Linked DNA regions of Homo sapiens: region 1 is linked to region 2. A link is an interaction called in ENCODE POLR2A ChIA-PET data of the cell type or tissue named here. Cell type or tissue: HepG2. All regions are shown on one strand. Each heading gives the region's core, and the rest is flanking DNA. Links, peaks and the distances in the headings are about the cores only.

What was found. ChIA-PET counts read pairs that join two places held together with the same protein. Peaks named below come from ENCODE experiments on the same cell type or tissue, not always from the same donor. Only the 100,000 strongest peaks of a DNase experiment are listed, where the experiment ranks them.
Region 1: POLR2A ChIA-PET joins it to region 2 with 6 read pairs; 3 of 35 experiments call an interaction of 5 or more read pairs at or near these places.

Annotation. Positions count from the first base shown.
Region 1 is chr4:51,875,614-51,884,774 of GRCh38, reverse strand. It overlaps DCUN1D4 (defective in cullin neddylation 1 domain containing 4), which reads right to left. Exons shown (of 11, transcript NM_001040402.3): 5 at 6,921-7,012. Among named protein-coding and RNA genes, the nearest start is that of DCUN1D4, 37 kb to the right of the region's middle. In HepG2, for the core only: no CTCF peak of the experiment used is centred there; DNase peaks (open chromatin) are centred at 3,954 and 4,274; H3K4me3 peaks cover 482 bases.
Region 2 is chr4:52,047,310-52,056,470 of GRCh38, reverse strand. It overlaps SPATA18 (spermatogenesis associated 18), which reads right to left and starts at 5,167. Exons shown (of 13, transcript NM_145263.4): 1 at 4,680-5,167. The coding sequence starts at 4,766. RefSeq lists enhancers at 4,375-4,724, 4,517-5,016, 5,017-5,518 and a silencer at 4,895-5,194. In HepG2, for the core only: no CTCF peak of the experiment used is centred there; DNase peaks (open chromatin) are centred at 3,880 and 4,420; H3K4me3 peaks cover 2,167 bases.

The DNA of each region.
Region 1 (9,161 bases), core at 1,422-6,421, 170 kb after region 2:
AGAGGCTGGGTCAGGCAGTACTGTGACCCCTCGCAATGCTAGGAATGGTTCTCACACATTTAGCACACTGCATTCAAAGTCCCAGCTCATCTGTCTTTCCCTCTAAACTCAAGAGCAAGAGTTCCTTTATTCTTCTTACAAGCTCAGCATACTATCTGGCATAGAATAGCTGGTCCAATAAAAACTGAATGAAGGACTAAATGAATGGCTGAATACCAGAATATAGGAAACGCTCTACAATCCTCCTATACCCTCTAGATTTAGCAAGTCACCAAGTCCAGCAGAATTCACCTTCTTAGTATGTATCCATTTCATTCCCATAACATTTGTTAGACACATCCTGGAGCTATGCACTGCAGTAGTTGCCTAGGGTGCAAACAGTCCCTGCCCTCCATGAAGGGAGACAAAGTACAGGAGTAACCTCAATACAAAGTAACAACAAGACTTTCACTAACACAAAGTATAAGGTGGCTGTTCTTAACAAAGGAGGAACACTAAAGTCACCCGGAGCTCCTGCTGGGAAGTCTTACGTCATTTTTCTGCTTCAAATCCTTGGCTCCCCCTAAAGTTCAAACTCAGGCCCTTCCTCATAATCTGGCCAAAGCAAATACTTTTTTCTTGTTGCCATTATTTTCCTTTTAATCACAAATGTTCTACTTCATTACACAATATTTTACTTCATATATTCAAATCTGTTACTTTTTTCTGGGGTTTTGTCCCCTTCTATCCCCTTTTTATATAAATGTATAAACATAAATTTAAAAATATAAATTTATATATAAATATATATATTTATATATTCCTAGTTTTCTTATCTTGATTATCAGAAGAAAACCAAATACTATTTTAGTTTTGTACATTAATACATAAACATGATACAAAGTTTCATTTGAAAATAAAAAATAAAATGTTCCAAAAGTGAAGTTGTCCCCTCTAACTCCTCCCTACTCTGCAGAGACAACTATTTATTAAAGAGCTTCTTTAACAACACTTCTCAAAATAAGCCATCTATAGAATTGTATATGCATGGAATATATACATATTTATTTAGTGTTTCTAAGTTTGCCCAGGCAATTCTCTTTGGCCTTCCAAGTGTAAAATAATTTAATCATTTCATCTGCAATGATCATTTCTGTCTCCTCCTTTCCAATATTTACACTCCTCGTTTCTTTCTCTTGTCTAACAGCAGTGCCTAGTAGCTTCCAAAACAATGGCAAGTAAGAGTAGTGAGAGTGGACATTCTTATCTCATTCTTGACTCAAATACGACATTTAGCATTTTATCACACAATATATTGCCTGCTTTCTTTGGTTTGAGAGTGCATATATCCACATGTGCACATTCATGTATGTATTAGACACACTACACATCAATTCATTCACATGACAAAATATTTAAATAGAGAACATACAGAATAAAATAAACAGTAAAAAAAAAGAAACTTGCCTTCTCCCTTTCTTTACCAGATAAGACATGATAGTATCCTCCTGGACCTTTTTGCTGCATATGGGCAAATATATACTAAAATGCAGTTTTCAAATTTGTTCACCTACGCACATGGGTTTGTGAGGTACTTGTAATTCTACACCTTGCCTTTTTCACTGACTGTGTCTGGTAATCTTCCTGTGACAGTACCCATACATCTACTTCATTCTTCTTAGCTAATATTAATACATTTTATGTTATCCCATTGTAAGTGTACATATGTGTGTTGATATGAATCAAAGTTCTTTTCATCATTCTACTAAAGTATTTAGGCTGTGAGACTGAAGAATATTCTGATAAGGAAATATTCATCTATTCCTATTTTGTTAAGGGTGTTTTTTTTAAGCAACAGATACTTTTTGGTATCTACTGATATGGCTTATTGAGAAGCAGCTGCATAGAGCCGGGGGGGAAAGTTACTTTGTAATTCTTTTAAAATTCCTCTCTCTTTGGTTTCTATTCTTCCTAATTTAAAAAAGCTCTTTCTGTGCAACTTATTCTTTTATTTATTTATTTATTTTTTGAAATGGAGTCTGGCACTGTCGCCCAGGCTGGAGTGCAGTGGTGCAATCTCGGCTCACTGCAAGCTCTGCCTGCCGGGTTCATGACATCCTCCTGCCTCAGCTTCCAGAGTAGCTGGGACTACAGGTGCCCGCCACCACGCCCGACTAATTTTTTGTATTTTTTAGTACAGATGGGGTTTCACCTGTTAGCCAGGATGGTCTCGATCTCCTGACCTCGTGATCCGCCCGCCTCGGCCTCCCCAAGTGCTGAGATTATAGGCATGAGCCACTGTGCCCGGCCTGTGCAACTTATTCTTGAGCCTAGCAAGCCGCCTGCATTTGCCATGCCTCTGCACATGGCTTGGGTGTTCCCCGGCTTCCTCTCCCCGTCGTGCATCCTCCAACCTGGCTACTGCCTTCTCTTTCTGTCAATGTTCACCATAAAGGTAATGTTTCTCTACTTATTTGCCTGTTTGCCACATGGGAAAATGAACTCTGAGCACGGTGCTTCTGCTGACTGCACCCCAGACCTCAACGAAGGTCTACTGAGGTATCCTTTGCAGTGGTTATGTAAGTTATTAATGCTTTTTCTTTTTTCCCAATTTTATAGTGTTGCTGTACTACTTATAAATACATGTGTCTGTGTGTTTTAGAAGAGCAAGATTTTAATTTGCAATGGCATGACTGTCAAAGTAATATCTTATCCAAAATAGGTTAAAATATAGTTTGCCAATCAACATTATTGAAATGCTACCAATAACCCTGCCATCTAACACTTTTCTTAAGAGATGGGGTCTCACTATATTGCCCAGGCTGGTCACAAACTCCTTAGCTCAAACGATCCTCCTACCTCAGCCTCCCAAATTGTTGGAATTACAGGCGTGACCAACTGCACCCAGCCCTAACACTTTTCTTCTCATCTTTCCCATGCACACATTTAAATCTAGTTGTAATTGCATGATTTGTTGGGATTCTAGTTGTATTTTACACTAAATTTACCTGTAGAATTAAGGTAATTACCTCTGTCAAGCAAGCTAACAAATACACCACTGGCTAACACAAAGTGGGTTAGAAGTGAAGTTTGAGACAGAGAGGTTTTTTTTTTCTTGTTTTTTTTTTTTTTTTTAACTTGTATCTAAAATAATAAGCTATAAAATGCCCTAGGTGACAAGATACTGGAGGTACATCTGGTAAGGCTGATATACTGACAATAATCCAGAAAGAAGTGGTCCTTCCACTTTCCCTGCCATCTTAAGCAGGGGCCCCTAACTAAAGATATTTGACCTTTTCATAATGGCCCCATAATTATAGCATACCACATCACAGAGGCAAATGGGGCCCACATGGTCTCTTAGGTAGTTTTTAACATCTCTTCCTTCGCTATCAGACCAGTTTATTATTTGTTGCAACTGTCCATGACTGACTTTATTTTTGGTAAACCAAACAATTCTGCTATAGAACTTAATCCAAAATAGACTAAGGGCCTACAGTCAGGACTTGTAGAACTATTATGACCTATGTATGTGAGCTTTAGTATAACTGTAAAACCAATGTTGGCACCTGTGTATTTGGTTTAATTCCTTATTCTTAGATATATTTCAAAAAGTGGAAGTTATTAGATAAATTATGTAAACTGGTCATCTTCATTCTTTTTTTTTTGAGACGGAGTCTCACTCTGTTGCCCAGGCTGGAGTGCAGTGGCGCAATCTTGGCTCACTGCAACCTCTGCCTCCCGGGTTCAAGTGATTTTCCTGCCTCAGCTTCCCGAGTAGCTGGCACCTCAGGCGCATGCCACCACGCCTGGCTAATTTTTTGTATTTTTATTAGAGATGGGATTTCACCGTGTTAGCCAGGATAGTCTCGATCTCCTGATCTCATGATCCACCCGCCTTGACCTCCCAGTGTTAGGATTACAGGCGTGAGTCACCATGCCCAGCCTGGTTGTCTTCATTCTAATGAAACAAAATGGGATTCCAGGTTCAGATCAAGGTCTAAATAAACACTTCCCCTGAACCTCCCAGCCGATCCTTTCTAAAGTCACAGAGAGCTAAAGTACCAAAGTGTGAAAGGGAGTACACCTACAACCAGAGAACAGGAGGAAAAGCCCCCAGCGAAGAAGGGTTTATTCATTATATTTCTGGAGATCAGAAATTGAGCTGGTGGAGATTTTAGAAAGTGAGAAGCTGCATCCTAGAATGTGCAGAGGATGACTGGGGTTAACTGGCCAGACAGAAACTTGGAAGAGCTGGGCTCAGGCCTCAGGAGCCACGGAAAGCAGAGGGCAAGGTACAAAGTGGAACTGAGAATTCTGGGAAGAGCTGAAGGTCCATCCATGTGAAATAATCACACACCAGGCCCCCGCTGCCCCTCCACTCCACTCTACTCCAGATTAAAAGGCAGGGAGTCAGCATTTATCCTCAGCCCAAACCAGCCTGCTCTCTTCTACGGAAAATGAACATGGCTCAATTTCATTTACAAGCCCTCTTCGTGCTGGTATCTAGGGGGTCTGTGGCATCACAGCCTGTTCCCACAGACTCATCCTACAGCACAACCTGTTAGTCACACTGGTTCTTCTCACGATTCATTTTTCTTGACTAATACTGACCTACAGTTTCAGTTTATGTGGTTGAGATACACAAAATGAAAACACATGCCAATGGGGCTTTCAGTTATTCCCAATGCCAGTTATTTTCCCTATGGACAAGCTATAGCAAAAGGGGGAAAAAGAAGGGGGTGGCTAAAAATAGGAATAGTCACCTCCACACAAATTTCTTGAAGGGTTCAGTTAAAACGAAGGACTTAGCAGGGATTTCAAGGAACCTAAATAATGTAGCTTAATCTTTATGTCCAAAATGTCACCCTTCTAAAGTCAGAGAAAGGCAAACAAGAAGAAAAGTCACACCTTGCTATTTTCTTGGCTTATATTATGAAAAAATCTGTATTTGCTTATAAAGGAAGGTACCAAAAAATCAGAATAGCTATGCTATGGTGATGGGATTAAGTGTACTTTTTCTTTAAAATTTCCTTCTTATAAAACATTTTCATAACAATAAATGTGAATCAATATAGGAAAGCAAGAGATCTTCATAATCAATGTGATAAGAATATGAGAACGCTCTTCATTCATTCAGAACCTATTTACAGAATATCTGGTACAGTGTCAATTATTTTTGTTTTCTGGAGACGGAGTCTTGCTCTGTCGCCCAGGCTGGAGTGCAGTGGCACAATCTCGGCTCACTGCAACCTCCGCCTCCCAGGTTCGAGTGATTCTCCTGCCTCAGCCTCCTGAGTAGCAGGGATTACAGGTGCATGTCACCACAACTGGCTAGTTTTTTGTATTCTAGTAGAGACGGGGTTTCACCGTGTTGCCCAGGCTGGTCTGGAACTCCTGAACTCAGGCAATCCTCCTGCCCTGGCCTCCCAAAGTGCTGGGATTTCAGACGTGAGCCACCGCGCCCAGCCGTCAATCACTTTTACTAGAAATTCTAAAGGTTTCCAAGAGATTCAGGTTCAATGAATCAAACGAACTCATGTTTAATTTGTCTGTAAACATGAAAACAGACAAATGCTAACAGCATCCATGTGTTTGCACTAGTGTCCATGCCCCGCAAACAAAATCCAGATCAAACTCATTAAAGAAATGACAGAGAATCCATTAGAAAGATGTTGGGGTAGCTCATAAAAGTCCAAAGAAGAACTACAGGAATCAGAACTATAACCTCTCGAGTCCTCCACCAGAAGAGAAAGACATGATCCTCCCAGCTTCAATCTGAAAACCCCTGTGAAGATTTGTCTGACTGGCCTGGCCTGGGTTATGTGCCAGCCACCTAGACCAATCTCTGTGGCCAACAGGGGCAAGGCTCTTATCACAAAAAGGGTTGCATGGGAATAGGAGAAAAATAGCCAGATCAGGCTACAGGGGGAATTCCTCATTTTGATACCAATAAAAGGGAACCAAAACAAGTTACAACAAGTTATAAACACTATCCTGTGGAAGTACAGAAAAGGCTACTAAGGTAATTAAGGGTTTAAAAGATGTAAGAGCATGTCAGATGGAAAAACGGAGAAAATCATTTCAGGCAAAGGCACGGGGAGTTCACTCTCTTTTATCCTGCAGATAGCAGGGATTCTTTTGGCCAGGAGATAGGGTTGGGATTAGAGGGGAGTGGTTGAGGTTGTTCAGGAATGTATGTATGATCTGCTCAGCTTAGTTTTAAAAAAATTAGACAACAGTGGCACATGGCAGGTTGTCTGGAGAGGAGATGACAGGAAAATTGGTTTAAAGGTTGCTAGAATAGCCAGTTGGTAAGTTATAAAAGAGCCTGAAATAAGGTGAGAAAGAAGAAAGATAAAAGAGCCTTCAGCTTGAGCTTGTTTGAAAATTTTTTCTTTTTCTTTTTTACACCATACAAAGCCACAATAACAAATAAGCCCCAGGTCGCAACATTATATTACCCAACCAATTATAGTAAATTGCAAAAAGAAAGACTAAATTTAAAACATTTTAAGTGACAAAACAAACATTTTCTGCCAAATGATCTTTCCAAATAGAAACACTTAATATAAAGAAATTTCACTGCACTAAGTAAGGGTTCAAAGCAGCAAAGCTTATTTTAACACAGGTGCTTTGACCAAATAATCACCCATTATCAGCATTCCAAATAGGTTTCCCAGCAATCCAAAGTATTTCTCCCAAGTCATTTCATCTTTTCAGTTCCCTTCTAGTGTTCTGAATTATTTGGCTTAGCTGCTGGCTATAAAATAGGCTATCTGGTGATTTGTTACAGCTATGTCCCTCTCTCCCTCTAACAGGGACACACACACACACACACCCAAATTTGAAATGTACACATTTTTAAATTCTTTAATCATCTCTAAGGTACTCCTTATTGTCATAAGGATCAGTCTTAGATGATACAAATGAATACCTACCTGCATATTCATAGAACCATTCCAAGCACCTTTTACTTGAAAAGGCTTCTTCTTCAGTCTTTATTCTAGTCGAATCATATTTTCTATACATGCTGGAAATTGAAAAGGCAGTTTTAAGTTATTTAAAGATACTGAGTTCTTTAAAGTAGCAGATAATTTATATTCTTTTACCCAAACCAGACATCTATTCAATCAGTATTTTAAGTATATTTTAAACGTTTTATTTCCTGCATTTGCAGGCTTCAGCTTTTAACTACAGTGTTTAAACACAGTCACTCCTAATATAGAACTGGTAAGCACTTAATACAAGTTTTTCTCTGATTAACAAATAATCAGTAAGAACTGAACAGAACAGGTATTTGATATACTCCCTTCTACCTCACCAGCCAGAACTACAAAATAATGGTGAGATATGGCAAGAAATGTCTTGCCTACATTTATTAATGTAGCCTACAACTCATGTCTGTCTTCTGTGTCTTACAAGTTAGACTGGGCACGGAACACAGTCTAAGGAAGAATCTCTCAATATTAGACAACTCAAGAGAACACTAAGCAAATAAAAAGAAACATCAAATCATGTCCAAGCTTCCGGGAAAAAAATAAACTTTGATGTAAGGCTGACAAAGACAATGTCGCTTGGGTGGTTTCTTGATTAGTATAACCTTAGAAACCTCAGGAGACAGAAGTATAGAGAAACTAGCTTCTGCCTTTTTCTTCTAATTCTAGCCTTGTGGACAGCCCAGCATAAACTAGAGAACTGAATCAGGAAGCACAGCAGCCTCCTGTTGCAACTGTGACCTTCCACAAAAATGACATACTTCATAATAACCAGGGGCTGAGGAAGGTGATACTCCTCACATGGAGAGGGAAGAGGAGGCAATAGCTTTAAAATGATGATATGGATATAAAAATTATAAGTATATACATTTTTATATCCCTTACTTATATATAAATTACCTAGTGGTGTATATAAGCATTTATAAATACAGTTTTTATTTTCATAGTATGTAAGAATATGAAAATAATATTCGGTAATTCCCCAGTATATGCAGGGGACTGTTTCCAGGACCCCCACCTATACCCAAATCTACACATACTCAAGTCCCCCAGTCAGCCCTGGAAGACCCATGTATACCAAAAGTCAGTGCTCCATACAGGTGGGGTTTCACATCCCTCAATAGTATATTTTCCATCTCTGTTCGGCTGAAAAAAATCCACAGAAGTAGACTTGTGCAGTTTAAACTTGTATTGTTCAACAGTCAACTGTATAATCCTTTTTTTTTTGTATTATACTTAAGTTTTAGGGTACATGTGCACAACGTGCAGGTTTGTTACATATGTATACGTGTGCCATGTTGGTGTGCTGCACTCATTAACTCGTCATTTAACATTAGGTATATCTCCTAATCCTATCCCTCCCTCCTACCCCCACCCCACAACAGGCCCCCCGGTGTGTGATGTTCCCCTTCCTGTGTCCATGTGTTCTCATTGTTCAATTCCCACCTATGAGTGAGAACATGCGGTGTTTGGTTTTTTGTCCTTGCGATAGTTTGCTGAGAATGATGGTTTCCAGCTTCATCCATGTCCCTACAAAGGACATGAACTCATCATTTTTTATGGCTGCGTAGTATTCCATGGTGTATATGTGCCACATTTTCTTGATCCAGTCTATCATTGTTGGACATTTGGTATAATTCTTTTTTATTGAACATTGATTCATGACCTAGACACTCACCCGATTATCAGTATATGCCTCTGATTAGTTTCTGGGTTTTAACACCAAAAAAAGTACATGGTTATAATAAGGTGTTAGGTTACTGAAACTGCAAACCAGCAGTTTTGTATTTCTTCTATAAAAGGTAGCCATACCACCTAGAAACAAAAGTGGATACCGGCCAAGTGTTCAAATAGATATGATCTAATTCTGGGCCCAGGCATTCCTATCTCAGCTCAAAGCCTGTAAATGGTCAATAACTTGGAGACACTATATAAATTATTCAAAAATACATAAAAAAGAACCAAGAGCATACAACGGAATACCATTCAGCAAATAAAAAGAATGATATGCTGATATATGCTATTTCATGCAAGAATCTCAAAAACATCATGCTTAGTGAAAGAAGCGAGACACAAAGACCATATCCATAAAAGGGAAATCTGTCGAGACAAAGTAGATTAGTGGTTGTCTGGGGCTGGGAGTGGCTGAATGGGCATTAGGGATCTTATTGGGATAATAGAAAT
Region 2 (9,161 bases), core at 2,437-7,436:
GCTAAGAGCTTTATATACATGGCTCCATTTAATCCTCAGAACAATCCTACAAATGGGATGCCATCATCATCCAAAATTCACCACTGAGGAAAAACAAATTAAGTAATTTGAAGAGACAATGGTGGAGACCCATTCCTGCAGCCTCCAGCACTGGAGCTGAGCTCTCAAACACAATGCTTTCCCCAAAGCAGATGGAAAGTAAGTCTGGAGCTTAGAAGAGAGACAGGACTGGGAGGTGTGGCTTTGGGAGGCTTCAGCAAGTGGGAGAGTGCAGAAGCCACATGCACAGATGAGATTACCAGGGAGAGGAAAGAGTGAGGAGAGGGCTGAGGGCAGAATGAGGGGCAATTTTGCTATGTCAGAAGTGGTCTGAGTAAGAAGAGCCAGTGAATAAAAAACAAAACAAGAGCAATCAGAAATGAGAGGACACCCAGGAAGCAAGATGAAGAAGAATAAGGAGGCCGAAGAAGCAGATGGTTTCAAGAAGCAGAAGGGCATGGTTTATTCATGCATTTATACTCTCAAGAAATTTTATGGAGACGCCACTATGCAGTAGATGCTAGGGACACAATGTCTCCTGCCCTGGAGGAATTTAGAGTCTAAGATAAACACGAAAATAAATGCAAAAACACATGCTACTTACTATAATAAAAATTGGTCCAGATTTCAGAGGTAAAACTCAAAAGAGAAGCTGGTAAGGGCCACGAAGTTTCAGGAAAGCCTTTGCCTGAGGAGCTTTGTGGGCTCCCACTCCTAGAAATTGATTTAATTGCTCTCGCGTGGGGCCTGGTCATTGGAAACATAAAAGCTTTTTAGACAATTCCTATATGCAATGAAGATTGATAACCACAGCATTAGTGGGTAACAAAACCAATTTAGTGAGTCTCAAACAGCAAATAATACTAAAAAGAAAATAGAGAAACACACCACAATGAGTAAAGGTAAGAATTATTAATGAAACTTGAGTTTTTAAGTATAAGGGTTTATGTGTGCTATATTGTGAAGTAAAATGCATTGAGTCCTGTAGGTAAGTTTTAAAAACAATGTTCTAGGGGACAATGCCTTGCCTGTGTTGAGAATCACTAGTATTGGCAATGAGAGCCATAAAAATGATGCTTCAAACAGCTGTATCAAAGTTGGATTGGAAGTGGGCATGAATGAAGGCAGGGAAATGAATAAGAAGTTTCCACGTTATAAGTGTAGAACTGAAATAAGTAAACTTCAAACACATTCTAATGGCTTTGTGCAGACAGGAAAGCAAGAGTTAATAGAAAAGAATAAAATATTCAGGAATACAACCACCAACATTATTAACATAAAGACATGTTCTTTTAAAGTCACTAACCCCTGTCACACAAATATGGGCTAAGAGCCTCCTTTGGCTACCATGATTGCTGCAAAAATACTGCTAGTTCTGTTACAGGCAAAATTTTCTGGACTGCATGAAGCTACTGTTAAAATAGAGATCTTAAGACTAATATAACAGACTCTTTACAGCAATAAGATAAAGACCTAAGGTCATGCCAGGCAAGGATTAAGTCACATACCCCTACACATAAAGAATCAACCATGTTCTAATTGTCAAAAGGTTTTTTCTTTTTATCTAGTAGCTAAGCAAGTACTGGCCTCGAGATAAACAATGTTAAAACAATTGCAACTCACTGACCACCAGACTCTGACTAACTGATCCCCTCCCGTTCCACAGTCCATAACTGCAACTTCAACTGGATAAGAGACTGATTTCAGTAACTTTCTCTTGATAAGAGATCACGGACCATAGGCTGGTTCTGGCCGGTCCACAGAGGCTGTACACTAAGTTCCTTCATGTCCCTGCCTCCACCTTTGATGTATAGGGCCTAATTGTAATACATTTAAATGTTAAGCTTCTACCCCAAAATGAATATAGGATGAACGTAACATGCATGTTTGCTTACTATGCTTGTGAGCGTTCCCCCTTCGTGAATATTACCTGTTGAATATGTATACATGTGGCCAACCCATTCATCATTAATTCCTGCCTTACCTTTCCTACCTCCAAGTGCCTGCCTCTGGTTTCAGCAGGGGCCTGCTTCCCAGCCTGCAGGTTGCTACCCTTTCTAAGAAATAAAGCTCTCCTAAGAAAGTGAGGATGTTACTATCTCACTCAAATATCAACAGGTGAAAAGTTTTTCAGGCAGAGAAAACAGTGAGTGCAAATGCCCTGAAGCAGAAGCATGTCCACATCTCTAGAACTGTGCTGTCTGAGACAGCAGCCATGAGCTGCATGTGGCTATCTGAATTTAAATTGGACTTAAGTCAAATTAAAAATTCTGTTCTTCAGTGTGTACTTGCCACATTTCAAGTGCCCAATAGTCACCTTATTGGACAATGCAGATATAGAACCTGTCCATCATCATAGAAAGTTCTATTGGACAGCATTGCTCTAGGACGAGCAAGAAAGCTGGTACTGCTGGAGTGGGCTGAGCAAGGGAGAGAGTAACAGATAAGGTTAAAGAGCTTAAAGGGGCACAATTGTGTAGGACTTTGAAGGTCACTGTAGGAGCTTTGGCTTCTTCTGACTGAAATAGGAAATTTGGAGTGTCTTGCAAAAAGAGTAACTTGATCTGACTTGACATTTAGAAGCATCTCTTTGGGTTGTTATTTTTGTAATAATCCAGGTGAAAGATGATCAAGGATGGAGAAGGGTGGTAGCAGTGGGGGTGGTGAAAAGTGTTTAGATTCCGTATGAACTTTGAAGTTAGAACCAACAGATTATGATGGTGAAAAGGGAGTGGAGTATATAATGATGAAGACGACTTAGAAAAATGAGACCTGTGGTTGGGGCATGGGAGAGGCTAAATTCCATTTTGGACAGATTTGACTTTGAGCATTCTGAGCATTTCAATAGCATTCACTATTGAAAGATGTCCAATGGGCAGTTGGAGAAGTGAGAGCTCAGATGGGAACACATCCTATAGAAATAAGATTCATCAGCATACTTGTAACAGATGAAGCAGGAGTGGAGGGGGAAGAATACAGGTGTCAACATTCCAATGTGATAATGATGCCTGCAAACTCAAGAGAAATGATGGAACCTGGGGAGTGGCCACAAGGTATGAAAAACACTGGTGGCTGTGAGTGCAGCCTCTACTGTAGAGAGATGAAGGGAAAACAGCTGGATGGAAATGGTTTTAATGAGAGCAGAGAATGGGATGTTATCAAGACAGGAAAATGTAATAAACTAAGGCACTTCTCATCACTTACAGGGAGTTTCTAAAATAATTGTTTATTAGTTCCAGACAAATCCTAGTGTTATTTGTAATAAACATTGTGACAAACAACATGTTTTTTTAAAATTCAGAGTTTAGTTAGGCCACTGGGCAAAAAAAAAGGGGTAAATACTGTATACATGTTAGAATTTCTTATTCTCAACCTCCTGAGACTAAGTAGTAGGTACTTTTAAAATTAGTTGGGGGGAACCCAAGTCTTTTATGATAAAGAGGTCATTTTAACTTTCCAGAATTCTTAATGGAGAAGGAATGGTCAGCGCTTGTTCTTTAAAAGGGAGCAAAGGACTGAACAGGAAGCACTAGAAAGGAAGGCTAAGGAGAAAGCTGTAGCTGCTCTTTGAGCTCCCCTCCACTTCAGGAGCACTGGTTAAAGGGTGAATGGGGAAGCCTAAGGACCTCATAACAGGCAGGATCTCAGAAACAAGCTAATCTAGGCTCAAAAACTTAAAATCTGAACAGGAAATTTACATATCATCTAGACCAATCTCTGCTATTTCACAGATGAGGTACTAAGACCAAGAGAAGTTAAATAATTTGACTCCGTCATTCAGCTAGTTCTATGCAGAGCCAAATGTAGAAACAAGGGGGGGCTAATTTCCGGTCCACAGTTCTTTTGCCTGGCCGCTCCACTTATTATGTAAGAGGGGAAATCCCTATTTAAGACGGACCGACCGAATGTAAAGCAAATTCAACACTCACCGTTCTATTTGGGGGAAGGGGGGAATTATGGGGAGGCAGGGTGCGAGTAGGGATTAATGAGATTTGAAAAGTGCTCATGGGTTTGGTGACAGAATACTGGCTTCTCACAAATGCCTGGAAAAAGGCCTGAATCCGCCCTGGTGTTGGAACTGTGCCTCAATTTCCAGGCCCACCAGCACGCAAGTGAAACCCGCAACGTTAACAAGTGTCCGTTTCGCTGATTTCTGGGTAAATAACTCCTGGGTGTGTGTTTATACAAATCCATTCTGATACAAACCCTGGGCAGGAGAGGGTTGTAGTAAAAAATAATTCGGGATTGGGGAAGCAGGCGGTGTGGATTGCGCTGGCAAGGGGGATGGGAAAGAGTGGCAGGCATGACCAGACCAGCCGCGGACAGCAGGGCTTCCCTATTGCTAGGTCGCCGGCGTCCTTAGTTACCACTGATTGGAAGCACTCTCCAGTCTCCGCAGCCTAGTGCTGCGCTCCGCAGGCCGCCTGCGCGCCGCCTCCCGAAGCTCTGAGACAAGGGCATGTACACACATGTCCTTCCTTCCCCAGCGATCCCGGTCGAAAGCTGAGATCCTGGTTAGGAATCGCAACCGCGGAGGCTTTGCAAAGTGGCCACCAACTCCAGCCCTAAGAAATCCCCGACAAGGGCTGTGCTGGAACCTATGGGAGGGCGAACCCCGGGGGTTTTTCACCCAGACTCACGTTGTACTCCTTCAGCCAGAAGTCTAGCTTTTCCTGCAACGTTCGTAAAGTTTCGTTTGAGACCAGTCTTTTCAGGTTTTCCGCCATCGCTCACTATTCCTCTCGGCCCCACGCTGCGCGATGGAGACTTGGGGGGACCAGGCGGTGGCCTCCGCAGGACCGTGGGGTGATATGGCGGGAAGGGTGTTCTCTTCTGGGGGGCTCAGAGCGCGGCAGGTGTTTCCATCCTCCCCCTCGGGTCGGACCTGGCCGGGTTCGGGAAGCCAGAGGGGAGGTGCCCTGGGCCGCAGCCGCCGCGCCTCATCCGCCGTCCCGCGCGGTCTCCTGGCTCCCCAGCAGCCGCCTGAGCCCGGCCATAGATACCCTGGCGATTATTAAACAAACCTTGACGTGGACGGGTTGGCTGCCAGGGACGCGCGCGGCCCGCGTCGTGGCAACGCCCGCGCCGCCCCGCCCTGGGTGACAGCCGCGCGCCCCAGGGGTGGACTGAGACGCGCAGCCGCGCGGGCTGGAGGGCAGCAGGGCGTCTACAGCATTCCTCCCCATTCGGGGTTCTGGGTGCCCACGCGTGTCCAGAAAAGCAGAAGTTAAGTCTCTATAGAAGTTTGGGGCTAGGCTCTCAGGAGATCACCTCTTTGGCCCCTTTATTCTTTCGCCTTTCATTCCTTTAATTCTTCATTTGTAGCGCCTTGGGTTTACCTGTATGAAACTTGTAACTAAAATTTCAGTACTTCTTACTTCTAGCTTTTACTTTGTTCCTTGACCCACTGGGTGGGTACCCAAGTTAATAGAGTTTAGCTCCAGGATGTTCACAAATTAAAGTTAATCCCTCAGGTTTGGATAAGATTTGGCAGTATGTATTTTAGTACTTTTTTTTTTAGAGTCATTGAGCACTCTAAAGCTTCATTTAATTCTGAATTCTCTAATTGGGACTTTCTTGACCTAGTTTGGCACTATTTCAAAAGTGTGTATTCTGCTACAGAAACAGGTTCAACTACTTAGGAAACCATTTCGACCATCTTTAAGCGCTTTCGAAGCAAGCTCTTTTATATACCATCAAAAAATGTGCTGATTATAAATCATTCCTATCCATTCATTAAAACAGCGGTGGGGAGCAGAGCCTCAGCTGGTTAGCTAGCTAGTTTAACTTAGTTTCATCTCTGTAGGTACTTGAAAATCTGTGAACACTGCATATATTCAAGTATTGTAAAATCAAGAATTTTCACCACCTCTCATTTTTTATTTCTCTTGATTACAGTGGCTTTACTATCTGCTAATGAAAATGAAAGGCTCAGTTTTGGAGCCTGTGTTCCTACTATTTTCTGTAGACCACAAAATAAGGACTATAGGGGTATAACATGTTATTTGATTGGAGTAGAATAATAATTTCTAATGTTAAAAATACCCACTCAACAAAACAGCTAAATATTCATTAAACAACTTCATATATATATATATATATATATATATATATATGTAAAATGAATTGAGAAAAACTTCAAATTTCTCAATTTGGACCTAATAATTACATATTTCTACAGGCATTTGGAATCTTTGAACAGTCCCATTTACTTATTCATAAAAACCCATATTGGAACATTTATGTCAGATAAATTAGAGGTAAAGGATTTTTCCTTGCTGTGAGCACCTTAATTAGCCTGTAATCCTTGGTTTCATCATCTGTAAAAGGAAAATAATTCTCTCATAGGATTATTATGAAACTTAGTAAGATAATTCATGTATTTAGTACAATGCTTGGCAAAATGCAGTAGCAATTGCTCTAGTAATTGCTGTTTATTAAATATAAACTAATACTGGCCTACATTTGCTATTATTAAGAATGTGGATTAGTATGTTTATATTTAATAAAGAAAACTAGTTGTAAACAATCTAAACCTCCAACAATAGGGTAATGGTTAAGCAAATAATGAAATGTTGCACACTAAAAATCTTGTTGTTGTAGAATATATACTATCTACAAATTTTCACTATAACGAAAAAGGCAGAACACTAAATTGTATACACTGTGTTAAATTACACAATGTGAACCCAAGGTATAATTGTGGGTTATTTTAATTGCTCTTTTATATTTTTCTGATTTTTTCAAGTTTCTATCATGAATATGAATTGTTTGTATGAAAACTTATTCAGAAAAAAGTTACCCCAAACAGTTACTAACATGGTTTGGCTGAGTCCTTGCCAAAATCTCATCTTGGATTCCACGTGTTGTGGGAGGGGTCCAGTGAGAGGTAATTGAACCATGGAGTCAGGTCTTTCCTGTACTATTCTCGTGATAGTGAGTAAGTCTCACAAGATCTGGTGGTTTTGAAAAAGGGAATTTTCCCTGCACAAGCTTGCTGCCGCCCATATAAGATGTTACTTGCTCCTCCTTGCCTCCCACCATGATTGTGAGGCCTCCCTCGCCATGTGGAACTGTAAGTCCATTCAACCTCTTTCTTTTGTAAATTGCCCCGTCTCAGCAGCTTGTAAACCAACTAATACAGTAAATTCTTATGGGGATTGCAGCGCCACTGAAAATATATCCAAAAATGTGGAGCACTTTAGGAACTGAGTAACTTTCTGGAACTGAGTAACAGGCAGAGGTTGGAACAGTTTGGAGGACTCTGAAGAAGACAGGAAAATGTAGGAACGTTTCGAACTCCCTAGAGTCTTGTCAAATGGCTTTGACCAAAATGCTGATAATGATATAGACTATGAAATCCAGGCTGAGGTGGATGGAAATGAGGAATTTGTTGGGAACTGGAGCAAAGGTGACTCTTTTTATGTTTTAGCAAAGAGACTGGCAGCATTTTGCCCCTGACCTAGAGATTTGTGGAACTTTGAACTTGAGAGAGATGATTTAGGTTATCTGGCAGAAGAAATTTCTAAGTAGCAAAGCATTCAAGAGGTGACTTGGGTGCTGTTAAAGGCATTCCATTTTGAAAGGGAAGCAGAGCATAAAAGTTCAGAAAATTTGCAGCCTGACAACGCAATATAAAAGAAAATCCCATTTTCAGAGGAGAAATTCAAGCGGGCTACAGAAATTTGCATAAGTAACAAGGAGCCAAATGTTAATCCCCAAGACAATGGTGAAAATATCTCCAGGGCATGTCTCCAGGGCAGCCTAGGGACTTGATGCCCTGCGTCCCAGCCACTCCAGCCATGGCTGAAAGGGGCCAATGTAGAGCTCTGGCCATGGCTTCAGAGAGTACAAGCCTCAAGCCTTGGGAGCTTTCATGTGGTATTGAGCCTGCAAGTACACAGAAGTCAAGAGTTGAGGTTTGGGAACCTCTGCCTAGATTTCAGAAGATGTATGGAAACACCTAGATGCCCAGGCAAAAGTTTGCTGCAGGGGTGGGGCCCTCATGGAGAACCTCTGCTAGGGCAGTGCAGAAGGTTAATGTGGGGTGTGAACCCCCACAAAGAGTCCCTACTGGGGTGCTGCCTAGTGGAGCTGTGAGAAGCCTCTGTCCTCCAGACCCTAGAATGGTATATCCACAGAAAGCTTGTACTGTGTGCCTGCAAAAGCCACAGACACTCAACACTGGCCTGTAAAGGCAGCCCAGAGGGAGGCTGTACCCTGCAAAGCCACAGGGGCAGAGCTGCCCAAGACCATGGGAACCCACCTCTTGCATCAGCATGACCTGGATGTGAGACATGGGCTCAAAGGAGATCATTTTGGAGCTTTAAGATTTGACTGGCCAGATGCGGTAACACACACCTGTAATCCCAGCACTTTGGGAGGCTGAGGTGGGTGGGTCACCTGAGGTCAGGAGTTTGAAACCAGCCTGGCCAACATGGCAAAACCCTGTCTCTACTTGAGCGTGGTGGCGGGTGCCTGTAATCCCAGCTACTCAGGAGGCTGAGGCAGGAGAATCACTTGAACCTGGGAGATGGAGGTTGCAGTGAGCTGAGATCACACCACTGCATTCCAGCCTGGGTGACAGAGCAAGACTCTGTCACCAAAAAAAATAAATAAATAAATAAATAAATAAATAAATAAATAAATAAATAAAATAAAAATAAAAAAATTTGACTATCCCACTGGATTTCAGACTTGCATGGGGCCTGTAGCCCCTTTGTTTTGGCCAATTTCTCCCATTTGGAATGGCTGTATTTACCCAATGCCTGTATCCCCATTGTATCTAGGAAGTAACTAACTTGCTTTTGATTTGATTTGATTTTTTTTTTTTATTATACTTTAAGTTCTAGGGTACATGTGCACAACGTGTAACTTGCTTTTGATTTTAAAGGCTCATAGGTGGAAGGGACTTGCCTTCTCTAGGATGAGACTTTGGACTTTGGACTGTGGACTTTTGAGTTAATGCTGAAATGAGTTAAGACTTTGGGGAACTGTTGGGAAGGCATGATTGCTTTTGAAATGTGAGAACATGAGATTTGGGAGGGGTCAGGGGGCAGAATGATATGGTTTGGCTGTGTTCCCACCCAAATCTCATCTTGAATTTCCACAGGTTGTGGGAG